2 separate regions of the Homo sapiens genome follow, and region 1 is linked to region 2. A link is a contact called in ENCODE Hi-C or POLR2A ChIA-PET data. All regions are on one chromosome and are shown on one strand. The core of a region is the stretch at or near the end of the contact, and the rest is flanking DNA. Distances in the headings are between cores, read along the strand shown.

Region 1 (6,461 bases), core at 630-3,129, 250 kb after region 2:
AACTAAAAATATGAATCATTGACAATAATTTCAAAAGAATATAGGATGAATCAGAAGCTACAAATAACTGCAAAATCACTATTATACAGCTCCTGTCTCTGAAGAGCTCACAGTAGCTCATGAGAAAAGGAATTATTTTAAATTTAATAGAGAGCCCACGGTAAAACCATCCACCTCCATTCACTCAGTAAATTAATATAGCTCCATAACAATCCCTTTAAAAAATCTTTTTCTGACCACTCCCTGCAGTAGTTTTCTCTTGATTCTGGACATCTGCTTTTAGCCCTTCTTCCAAGCAGGGAGGGGCAGGAGGACACCATTTTTAAACTTCCATAACCAATTAATGCACAGGCTACTTTCAGCAAATATGTTCATCCTTTGCAAGAGACCAACTCCTACACGACCCATTTAAAACCTCTCTTTAATATTAACAGTGGAAAAGAAACATATTACATAGAACCCCTTCGAACACATTATTAAGTAGTTGGAATGGTTGGTGTGATTTTAAAGTTACTGAAAAGATGAATCGAACATTCTCCTCTGCAATCCAACAACTCTACAATCTCCAGTAACAACCCCCTTACAAGTCCTTCAGTTTCATTTCCCTTCCTGGATTGAGAGCCTGGGGCAAAGGGGAATGAAAAGGTGACAAATTAAAGTTTCACCCACACATGCAAGTGCAGGTTAGAGAGAGAATTAGGAAATTCTCAGAAAGGTTGAAATGCATCTTTACAAAAAGAAAAAGAAGGAAAAAAAAGAGACTGGGAGAATGAGTTTCCCCCGTGGCCTTCCTCGCGTCTTGCCCTGCCCTAATCGAGGTCGGAATGGCAAAGGTTGCAGTCTCTCCCAAACCCCAAGGTCTCTCGCAACACTTCCCAAACCTCCATCCCCAGGCCCGGCCCGGAAAATGACGCCCCGGCGGTTATTCCGTTTAATGTCAACTCATGTTAAGGAAATAGCCACTCCGTCTAATTCCAGCGGGGCCTTGGACTGGGATCCTCCCTGCAGCCCACAGCCGGGAAGCAGGAGCGATGGGGCCTGGTCCCGGCGCCCCTCGCCGGCTCCAAACTTTCCCCAACTCCAGGCCCACCTGTCACGGAGGAAGGGAGGGCCGGCTCTCGGGGGCGCCCGGGAGGCTGCCGAGGCCTCCAGCTGCCTGGGGGCCCCCGTCTCTCCTCCGGCCGCCGGCCCCAATCCCAGGCCGGGGCCGCCTGGGCCTCCCCCATCTTCTGCCCGGCCCCTCAGCGACCCGCAGCCCTCAGGGAGCCCCTCCCGCCTCAGCGCCCAGGAGCTGCGGTCCGGAGCCGGCCCCGAGCTGGGCCCAGGTCGCAGGCTCCTCAGGCCAAAGGGGTCCCCAGGACGGTTAATGCCCCAGGCCTGGAGTCCTCCCCCGCCCGGGGCTCAGCCTCTCACCTGCCGCCGCCGCCGCCGCCGCTCCACGCTCCTCCCGGGAGGGGCCCCGACCCGACCCGGCTGCGGACCGCTCCGCTCTCCCCCTGGGCAGGCCCGGGGCGGAGCCGGGGCCTCTCCTGAGCGCCGCAACCCCCCGCCCGGGCAGCCGCCGCCGGCGCCGGGCTCCACGAGAGGGCGGGCGGGGGAGGGGGGGCACGAAGGCCGCAGATCCCCGGGCTCGCGTACAGAGCCAGGCGCCCGACGCGGGCCCGGGCCCGGGCGGCCGCGGGGGGCGCGGGACCGGCCTCCTGGCGCCGGACAAAGGCCAAGGGAGGCGCAGGAGGGCCCAGGCCGGGCCAGGAGGTGGGGGCCCGCTCGGCTGGGGGCCACTCGGGTGCGGCGCGGAGGGCGGGGGGGTCGGAACCGCTGGTGCCCAGGACCCGCCTCCGGCCCCTTAATCCGGATCGGTTCGGTCCGGATTAGTAGTGATCGGTGTAAACACACTAGTGAAACCGCGTGTTTCCTCGCGAGATTTGCACGGCTGGGAGGCGGGGGGGGTCCTGGGGGGGTGGGGGAAGCGCCGACAGTGGGGGAGCAGGGGGAGGGGACGAGGAAGGTGGGGGGGGGTCCCCGCTGCCCCGGCGCCCCGCCTTCTCCAATCAGCGGCCGCGCTGCCGGGCAGGGGTTAACCAGGGGACCCCGCGCCGGCGGAGGAAGCCGCGCCTCGCCGGACGGCTGAGGGCGGGCGACGGGCGGCGCCGGCTGACGGGCCGCAACGCGAGGGGAGGTCCGGCGGCCCGGGGCGCCCTGCGACTGCCCGAGGCCGGAGGCCCGGAGGACCCGCCGCCGCCTTTGTGTCGCCGGCCCCCGCCCCGCTGGACTGGCCCGGGCCGGGGCGGTTGGGCCGGCGCTGAAGGGGCTTGGCCGCCCGGGTCCACCCGTTCCCGGATCCGCCTCGCCGGCCCCCGCGCCCGCCCAACCCCTGCCCAGCCCCTCGGCTCCGCGAGTTTGGGTGAGAAGTGCGGCGGCTTTTCCCAGGGATGGAGTTTAGAGGACGCTAATCCTATGTGTGAGCGGCGGACCCCGCCCGGACTTCCCGGAGGCGCCCGGTTAGTGAGGCGACGGCGCCCACCCGCGTTCGCGGGCTCCCGGCCGCCACTCCCCGGAGCCGCCGGCCCGCCCCAGCCCCGCGCGTCGCCCGGGAGGGCGGGCTGCACTCCCTCCACGTACCTGGCTGGCAGAGCGTCTCCAGGGACAAAAGGTGCCCTGGGATCAAAGCCGAGCCCCCGCCCCCGCGGGGATGCTGCCCTCCGGAAGGAGGGGCGCTGCCCCCAAGGTACTCTCCCCGGGCACCCAGGGGGAGGTTCCATTTCAACCTCCGATGAAAAACACGGCCCTCCCGGGTACTTAGGAGGGTCTGAGGGTAAGTGCCAAGATGGAGAAAACACGCCGGCCCCTCACAGAGTATCTCCTGAGGAATGAGAACTATCTAGCGGGCAAGGAGGGCTTCCTGCATAGCAGAGGGCACCCCCTCTGATCCCCCAAGGCCAAGGGAAAAAAATCACTCTTCACCGGCGCCCCTGAGCCAGGACAGGCTCCAGTGCAGCCACCCACCTTATAATTTTCCGCGGATGCTGCCTTGATCAGATGTCTGAAGATGACTTTAAGGACTACAAGCAAATCTCAAGGGAAAAATTCAGACCTTGAACAACAGCCTTGAACTTTTTCAGGGTTAGACAAGTACTCCCCAGTGGAGTTTCTGCCCTTATTTCTTCGTTCTTCTCTTAATTCTTCCATATTTTAACAGAACACAGACCTGCCGAAACGACACAGGATGGCTCTTTGCTTTTTGTTAGTTCTCCAACCTTCCAAACCCTTGGGGCACATGCAAGCACTGTGGAAAAACTTCATTAAACCAAGAGTCATCTTACTCCAGATCCCAGACTGCTTGGGAAGTTGGACATGCATATTCCCAAAGAGAACAGTGTTGGAAGAAGACAGGAGAGCAGCTCGCGGGTTGGGGGTAGAGGGTAGGAAAAGAGGGCAAGATGGAGGACTACCACTCGAGGCCAGCCTCCACTGCCTGTTAGGGCGGTAGAACCTAAGAGCCGGTCCAAGGCAACACAAAAGACAGTGAGGCTAGGTCTTTAATTGCAGCCAACGATCAAGAAAGCAACTCCATCAAATGACACTGTCTTTTTAAAAAAAATTTTTTTTTTTTGAGACAGAGTCTCGCTCTGTCGCCCAGGCTGGAGTGCAGTGGTGCGATCTTGGCTCACTGCAACCTCTGCCACCCGGGTTCAAGCAGTTCTCCCTGCCTCAGCCTCCTGAGTAGCCGGGATTACAGGCACGCGCTACCAGGCCCGGCTAATTTTTTTTTTTTTTCTTTTTTGGTAGAATCGAGGTTTTGCCATGTTGGCCACGTTGGTCTCGAATTCCTGACCTCAGTTGATCCGCCCATCTCAGCCTCCCAAAGTGCTGGGATTTCAAGCGTTAGCCACCGCACTCGACCAAATGACACTGTCTTAAATGATTTAATGTCTTAAATCGGGAAAGGAGAGTAAGAGAAAGCACTCAATGGAGTCAGAGGTGTCTTGCAGCCTAGCTCTTTCCACAGACAAGCCACATGGGCCTATCATCTAACCTTTTCAAACTTCTCCAACTGCTTCTGTGATGGAGGGATTTGGGCTAGAGGATCTTTTTATTTTATTTTATTTTATTTTATTTTGGTGACAGAGTCTCACACTGTCGCCCGGGCTGAAGTGCAGTGGCACAATCTCAGCTTGCTGCAACCTCTTTCTCCTGGGTTCATGCGATTCTCCCGCCTCAGCCTCCCAACTAGCTGGGATTACAGGCGCACACCACCACACCTGGCTTATTTTTTGTGTTTTTAGTAGAGACGGAGTTTCACTATGTTGGCCAGACTGGTCTCGAACTCCTGACCTCGTGATCCGCCCACCTCGGCCTCCCAAAGTGCTGTGATTACAGGCATGAGCCACCGCGCCTGGCCGATGATCCCATTTTTCAAAGTAGGCTGGGTGCGGTAGCTCACGCCTGTAATCCCAGCACTCTGGGAGGCTAAGGCGGGTGGATCACTTGAGGCCAGCAGTTCGAGACCAGCCTGGCCAACATGGTGAAACCCCGTGTCTACTAAAAATACAAAAATTAGCTCGGCATAGTGGTACGTACCTGTACTTTCAGCTACTTGGGAGGTTGAGACAGGAGAATTTTGCTTGAACCCAGGAGGCGGAGGTTGCAGTGAGCCAAGATGGCACCACTGCACTCCATTCTGGGTGACAGAGTGAGACCCTGTCTCAAAAATAATGATAATAAAATAAAAGTAATTATTTAAGGCTGGGAGCGGTGGCTCACGCCTGTAATCACAGCATTTTGGGAGGCCGAGGCGGTGGATCATGAGGTCAGGAGGTCGAGACCATCCTGTCTTAACACGGTGAAACCCTGTCTCTACTAAAAATACAAAAAAATTAGCCAGGCGTGGTGGCGGGCGCCTGTAGTCCCAGCTACTCGGGAGGCTAAGGCAGGAGAATCGCTTGAACCCAGGAGGCGGAGGTTGCAGTGAGCCGAGATCACACCACTGCACTCCAGCCTGGGTGACAGAGCGAGACTCCGTCTCAAAAAAAATAATTATTATTTAAAATAATCATTGGGCCTGGCGCGGTGGCTCACACCTGTAATCCTAGCACTTTGGGAGGCCAAGGCGGGTGGATCACGAGGTCAGGAGATTGAGATCCAGCCTGGCCAACATGGTGAAACCCCATCTCTGCTAAAAATATTTTTTAAATTAGCTGAGCGTGGTGGTGGGCACCTGTAATCCCAGCTAGTCGGGAGACTGAGGCAGGAGAATCGCTTGAACCTGGGAGTCGAAGGTTGCAGTGAGCCGAGGTCGTGCCACTGCAGTCCACCTGGCCAACACAGCAGGCCTCTCTCTAAAATAATAATTATTATTATTGTTATTCTTGACAGGCCAGTGTAGAACAGGTGGGGCATCTGTGGTATGACAGAACTGGGTTCCAATTCTGTCCCTTCACCTGTCCCAGGTTCCTCATCTGAAAACTGTGACCCAGTAAACCTAATTTCATGAGCAGCTTTCATTAAAATTGAAATAATGTTGGAAAATGCCTTGTAACCGTGCTTGATATAGAGTAGTTACTTAGCCAGTTATTTCCTCTCTTCTTCCAATTCCTAACAAAATGGAAAAACGTTTGGTTGCTAGGAAAGAGCTCTAAGGGGATTTTGTTGTTGTTTGAGACAAAGTTTGGCTCTATCGCCCAGGATGGAGTGCAATGGCACAATCTCTGCTCACTGCAACCTCCGCCATAGACAGGAGCCAAGCATAGTGGCGTGCACCTGTCTGTAGTTCCAGCCTCTTAGGAGGCTGAGGCAGGAGGGTTGCTTGAGGCCAGGAGTTTGAGTCTAGCTTGGGCAATATATTGAAACCTTGTCTCTTAAAAAAAAAAAAAAAAGAGGCCAGGTGTAGTGGCTCACGCCTGTAATCCCAGCACATTGGGAGGCCGAGGCAGTGGATCACTTGACCCCAGGAGTTGGAGACCAGCCTGGGCAACATGCAAACTTCCGTCTTCTAGGCCGGGCGCGGTGGCTCAACACCTGTAATACCAGCACTTTGGTAGGCCGAGGCGGGCAGATCACGAGGTCAGGAGATCGAGACCATCCTGGCTAAGGTGAAACCCAGTCTCTACTAAAAATAAAAAAAAAATTAGCCGGGTGTGGTGGCTGGCACCTGTAGTCCCGGCTACTTGGGAGGCTGAGGCAGGAGAATGGCATGAACCCAGGAGGTGGAGCTTGCAGTAAGCCGAGACCGCACCACTGCACTCCAGCCCAGGCAACAGAGCTAGACGCCCTCTCAAATAAAAGTAAATAAATAAATAAAATTATGTCATTAAAAAAAAATACAGGGCCGGGCGCGGTGGCTCATGCTTGTAATCCCAGCACTTTGGGAGGGTGAAGCGGGTGAATCACGAGGTCAGGAGATGGAGAGCATCCTGGCTAACACAGTGAAACCCCGTCTCTACTAAAAATACAAAAAATTA
Region 2 (5,902 bases), core at 1,163-3,662:
GTTAAAAAAAATTTTTTTGCAAAGTAGGGTAGCCAGTGGATCCCCACCTATACCTTTGAGAAGATGGAGGACCTTAAGTTAAGAGTCAGATATTTATCAACCATAACAAGTTCACCACAGAGCCCTTCGTCCTCCTGTTGAGATCAGTGATCTTCAGACCTGCATGACCATCTTAACGTTCAGGTTCCTGGGCCCCAGATACTGAACCAGAACCTCTAAGGGTGGAGCCCAGGAATCTGTTTGTAAAATCTCTACCGGTGAACCTGATGGTCATTTATTTTCTATTGGAAACCACTGATTTAGAGCACTTGTTTCCAAATGCAAATCCCGTGTAGTTGCCTAAATTAAAAATCTTCTAGGCCAGGTGTGGTGGCTCACACCTGTAATCCCAGCACTTTTGAGAGACCAAGGCAGGCGGATCACCTGAGGTCAAGGGTTCGAGACCAGCCTGGCCAACATGGTGAAACCCTATCTCTACTAAAAATACAAAAATTAGCCAGGTGTGGTGGTGCACGCCTATAATCCCAGCTACTCGGGAGGCTGAGGCAGGAGAATCGCTTGAATCCGGCAGAGGTTGCAGAGAGCTGAGATCGAGCCACTGCACTCCAGCCTGGGTGACAGAGCAAGACTCCATCTCAAAACAAACAACAACAACAAAAAATAATCTTCTACCACTTTTCTGCCTACCTTCTCAAACTTGCAAGATCTCTCTCTAGTTTATCTTCACCAGTTGGAGCACTCACTCCCATGTACACATGTTCTTCCTGATTACTTACGAAAATATGGAAATTATGTTGAAATGTATTGAAGTCTGAATGTTGAAAATGTCTTTAAGTTATTGAGAATGTCCATAATGGAAAACTGTAATTCTGCTTCTTTACACTGAGCTGCCCTTTCATGGGGAAAAAAGTCTTTCAAGAAATTGAGCATATATTTCTCCATCCAGAGCAATGTCCATTTCTTCCTCTTTTGATTTTAGTCTCTAGCCAGTTTCCTTTCCTTGACCAGATGGCCCCCAGTCCCGTGAGGACTCTAAAGAAAAGAAAATAGCCTTAGGCTTCTTAAAACCTCCCAACATGAACATCGACCAGCTATTCTTCACTCACCATTTATTAGACACAAATATCTTTACTTACATTTTCGTTAGTTCTTATCTTCATCAGATTCCAGCCGCTTACATTCTGGAATGCTGATGTCATTTGTTGGCATGTGTGGTGTTATTCGGGAGATTGTGTCCAGGTTTATTGGTTCATCATCCACCTAAACCAACATCTATTAAGTGAACTCTGTGCACAACACCTTGCCAGACACTAGATGTACTTTACAGTTTGCAGAACAGGTTCCTCATTGTCACACGTAGCCAGCCTGGCCACAGCCCTAGGAAGTAGGTGGCAGTGGTGTTATCACCATGACCCTCATTGTACAGATGAGGAAACAGGGTCTTGGGAAGATTAAGGAACTTATCCAAAGTCACACAACTCACAAGTTTCAGAGGCTGGCCTCAAACCCAGGCCCCCTGACCACGAATCCCATGCACTCACCAGTATGCCACCCCCACCAACTTCCTGGCAGGGAGAGGGGCTCCTGGCCTTGACTCCAGTTTGAAAATGATTCTGTAGCCATTTCCCTTTACCTCTTGATTTATGGTGGCAGTGCTGGTCCTCCATGTCAGCTCACACGTATTGACAATTGCAAAGAAGCCTGTTACAAGAATTTGTGCCTCAGCCAGGCCCAGGGGCTCACACCTGTAATCCCAGCACTTTGGGAGGCCAAGGCATGTGGATCGCTTCAGCCCAGGAGTTCAAGACCAGTCTGGGCAACATCGTGAGACTCCATCTCTACAAAATAATTTTTAAAATAGCCAGGTGTGGTGGCATGCACCTGTAATCCAGCTACTTGGGAGGCTGAAGTGGGAGGATCACCAGAGCCTGAGGAGGTTGAGGCTGCAGTGGGCCAATATTGTGCCACTGCACTCCGGCCTGGGCAACGGAGTGAGACTCTGTTTCAAAAAAAAAGAGAGAATTTGTGCCTGTGTTATCAAAAATCATCTCACTAGGGTCAGAGGGGGCAGCGGGTGAGTACCAGGAGCCCTCTTCCTTCTCTGTCAATGCTCTGGGAACTGGTATTTGTAGAAACTGCAAACGTGTAGCCTCCTGGTCACGAGGGCTTGTTTTCACATTTAGTCTCCTGGAGGAGGACTCCGAGGAGGAGGGAGACTTGTGTCGCATCTGTCAGATAGCCGGGGGTTCCCCAAGCAACCCCCTCCTGGAGCCTTGCGGCTGTGTGGGAAGCCTGCAGTTTGTTCATCAAGAGTGCCTGAAAAAGTGGCTGAAAGTGAAAATAACATCAGGTAGGTGGGGAAGGAAGTGCAGTGAACGTGCCACGACATGTAATTAACATGAGGCACCACGGTGTGGGCCCCGGAGCCTTGTCATCAGCTCACTCTCCTCCGCAGAACAGCGACTCAGGGACACGTGGCTGAGCTCCAGATCCTTGCTCATAAAAGCTGTCTTTAAACTATGGGAGGGAGTTGGGGGTTTTTTGTTTGTTTTTGTTTTGGTTTGTTTTTTGTTTTTTGCTTTTATCTGAGAGAAGACTCCTGGGAACAAATGCTATTGAATTCTACCTCTGCTTGAGGCCTGAGCAGAGATGCTAAGATCGCCTCTCAGGAGGAAGGAAATAGAAGTGGGTCAGCGGTGGAAGCTCAGCAGACACACAGTAGCCGTGCCCAGCTAGCAGACACCCAGCAAAATACTTCAGAAGGTCCCTCATGAGAGACCCCCAGCACACACATCCTACTTCCTTTTATTTGGGGGTCACCTAAGAAACTAAACAAAGCTGCCTTTTAGCAATAGGGATAAGAGTGCTGATCTGATTGTCTAGAACCATATTAGATAAAGAAATTTCCATGTGCTGATTTTGTCAGCTCCCTAGCATCTTATAACTGGGTGTGCGGCACCTTCTCAACTCCCTGAGCAGGTTATAACCTAAATACAACCACATCGGTAGGTCGGCTGTAGTTTTCTGGGCAGAGAACAGAAGGTTTCTTTAAAGCATGGCTTTAGGAATGAGATCAACTTTAAGCAAAAAAAAAAAAAAAATGCATGGAACATCAGTGCAAAGAGCAACTTGATCAGAAAATAGCTGCGGCTTCTTTCAGACACACATCTCTGAAAACATATCCCCCCACAGCCAGATCCTATTTCTCCCCGTCTTCCATATCCTTCTCCTTAGCCGTCACTATCCAGGCTGCAGGGAGACTTAGAGCTTTACCCTGTCCCCATGAGGTGTTGCCACGCCCCCTCACCAAGGACAGCACACCATGGAATCAGAGAATGAACACGTGGGGTAATCATATTACTGTGTCATCCATGGAGCCCGTTTTATGCAACTTCCCTAGCATAAGAAATATAAGTCCACTGATCAAGATGCTTAAACGCATATCCATATAACGAGCAAAATATTCAGTCCTTCAGAGAGGGAAGAAAACGAGTAGATTTTGGTTGCTAACGACTCTGCCATGCAATCCTTTATCTTCCTAGAAATTTGGGCCAATTAAACATCTAACACAGAAAAAGTTACCTGTGAAACATGTCATGAAAATGCTGCTATGCTCATAAATGTCAACGCTTGTATGGGTGTGTTCAGTAGGATTCGATCGGAAGACTCATGGGACATTTGGTAGCCTAAAGCGTTACTGAATGACGCTAAAAAAAAAAAAAAAAAAAGTCAAGCGAACAAAATGCAGATAAGGGATTACTTCCTGTTCATCCTTGCCCTTTGAAAGTCTCTATTATTTACTGTTTCTTTATATCCCCAGTGGGGAAATAGAATGGAGGTATGAAACTGCACAAGCCCTATTTTTACCAAATACATGCAGGTAACTAATAGGTCTTTTATTTTCTAATGCATAAAATAAACACCAGTACATCATTAGTCAAAAGCCGCAACTAAGGGGGAGAAACTGTCTGGCAGAATGTTTGCTTAGACATAACAGCCCAGCTCTGCATCCTCCACTTTTGCATTGGGGAATAGGATAAAAATGCTGATCTAGAATGCCTGTTTTTATAAAAACAGCAACAAAGGAAGCCTTCTCATATTCCTTTTCCCCGATGAGTCTGAGCTCAGGCTGATGAGCTGGCCCTGGGTACTACTGTAACTAGTACCCACACCTGGCCCCTCGCTCCCTCACTGTTCTCAGGTGGCAATGTTACCTGGGCAGGAGTAAAGGCAGATTTTTAAGCCATTGATCGAGAATAGCTTCTGCCATCTATTTTGGTCCTCACTAATTTATTTACTTGGACCTGTGTTGGGTCTACAATAAAAAAAAAAAAAGCTGAATAGTCACTCTTTTTACAAACACCTGTGTTACAGACTCTTAGCCTCTGTGCAGCAATTCCAAGTTTATGAACCATCCTGTTTATATTTAAATAGAAAGCAAGATCTGCTATTTAAAAGTCGTGGGAATTTCACTTCTATGAAGCTTGCATAATAGATGACTACAAAGGAAATTTTTCAGCTCTCAGATTCAAGGTCATTTTCTACAGAAGATGGCTGGCTTTAAAGGAAGGTCACTGAAGCTCAGAATTCATAACACACACAAGTTCACTCCCCAAATATCACCTGTCCAAAGTGCTAACACAAACAGACCCATGGTTATATGTACATATAATTCTTTATCCAATTTAAGGAGCAGATCTTGGTGCCGTGAAGACCTGTGAGATGTGTAAGCAAGGCCTGCTGGTTGACCTGGGTGACTTTAACATGATTGAGTTCTACCAGAAGCACCAGCAATCTCAGGTAAGAAATGTGGCCACTCTGCCTCCACAGGTTAAAGTATGTTAGAGGGGCAGGGCGAGAAGACATTCCCCTTCCCTGATCTAAGAAATGTAGAAGGTCTCTGCTGGCAGGAGTCTGACAATATCCATTTAGCTTACTTCTCTGAGAAGACCTGCCACTAAATTAGAGTATTAGAGAGTTGAAAAGCCTTTTTTTTTTTTTTTTTTTTTTGAGACAGAGTCTCACTCTGTCGCCCAGGCGGGAATGCAGTGGCACAATCTCACTGCAAACTCTGCCTCACAGGTTCAAGCGATCCTCCCACCTCAGCCTCCTGAGTAGCTGGGATTACAGGCGTGTGCCACCACACCCACCTAATTTTTGTATTTTTAGTAGAGATGGGGTTTCTCCATGTTGGCCAGCTTGGTCTCGAACTCCTGATCTCAAGTGATCTGTCTGCCTCCACCTCCCAGAGTGCTACAATTACAGGTGTGAGCCACTACACCTGGCCGAGAGTTGGAAGTCTTATTTGTCCTGGGTTGAGTTTGCCCTGCTGTTGGGAACAAAAGTAAGAAGCTTCAGTGGGCAACTGGACACAGAAAAATACCAAAAAATTCTGGCAAGCTCCACACCCACGTTTGCAGAAGTAATTTAATAACAAGAGAAAAAAAAATCAGGGTCTTGGAGGAAATGGTCCCTAATTTAAATACCAAGTAACCCTGGGATAAGAAGGAACTGCTTTACCTACATACAGCTAATGAACATGAGGTAAATGCCTACTGGCTGATCTTTATCACCTAGTGAATTAACTCTCCTAGGGTATTTGGACTGCATTTCTAATATTGTAAAAAAGTTAGTTACCCTCAAGTGGGAAGTTGATTTGTGCCTGAGATAACAGTTAATCACCCAATTCTCAGGCAAACAGTCTTCCATTTAGAACTATTAGGTTGGTGCAAAAGTAATTGCAGTTTTGCCACTTTTGTTGGCAATATCCACAATTACTTTTGCACCAACCTAATACTATTTTGTTCAATATAGAAGTCACAAGCCACTTGTGGCTAATGAACAGGTGGCTTGTTCTAATCAACATATCCTGTAAGTGTCACATACACACCAAATTTCAAAG

What was found. A loop is a pair of places that touch in the nucleus more often than their neighbours do. ChIA-PET counts read pairs that join two places held with the same protein, here RNA polymerase II (POLR2A). Pooled maps may share reads with other maps.
Region 1: a loop to region 2 is called in a pooled map, with 5 times the contacts of the local background. The contact joins the promoter of TLK2 here to the enhancer-like site in region 2. A Hi-C loop is called at or near these places in 1 of 37 single-sample maps with no recorded cell type and 2 of 50 pooled maps. POLR2A ChIA-PET finds 5 or more read pairs at or near these places in 2 of 52 experiments (RWPE1 and activated B cell).

The regions. Positions count from the first base shown.
Region 1 is chr17:62,474,243-62,480,703 of GRCh38, reverse strand. It overlaps TLK2 (tousled like kinase 2), which reads right to left and starts at 1,879. Exons shown (of 22, transcript NM_006852.6): 1 at 1,414-1,879. RefSeq lists silencers at 1,115-1,504, 1,995-2,294, 2,475-2,614, 2,725-2,774.
Region 2 is chr17:62,721,386-62,727,287 of GRCh38, reverse strand. It overlaps MARCHF10 (membrane associated ring-CH-type finger 10), which reads left to right. Exons shown (of 11, transcript NM_152598.4): 7 at 2,184-2,350; 8 at 4,691-4,800. All of the region lies in intron 2 of MARCHF10-AS1 (MARCHF10 antisense RNA 1), which reads right to left. Among named protein-coding and RNA genes, the nearest start is that of MARCHF10-AS1, 18 kb to the right of the region's middle. RefSeq lists an enhancer at 2,280-2,359. Within about 2 kb of position 2,412, at least 8 of the 41 ENCODE cell types and tissues checked have a DNase peak (open chromatin) inside an H3K27ac peak, as active enhancers do.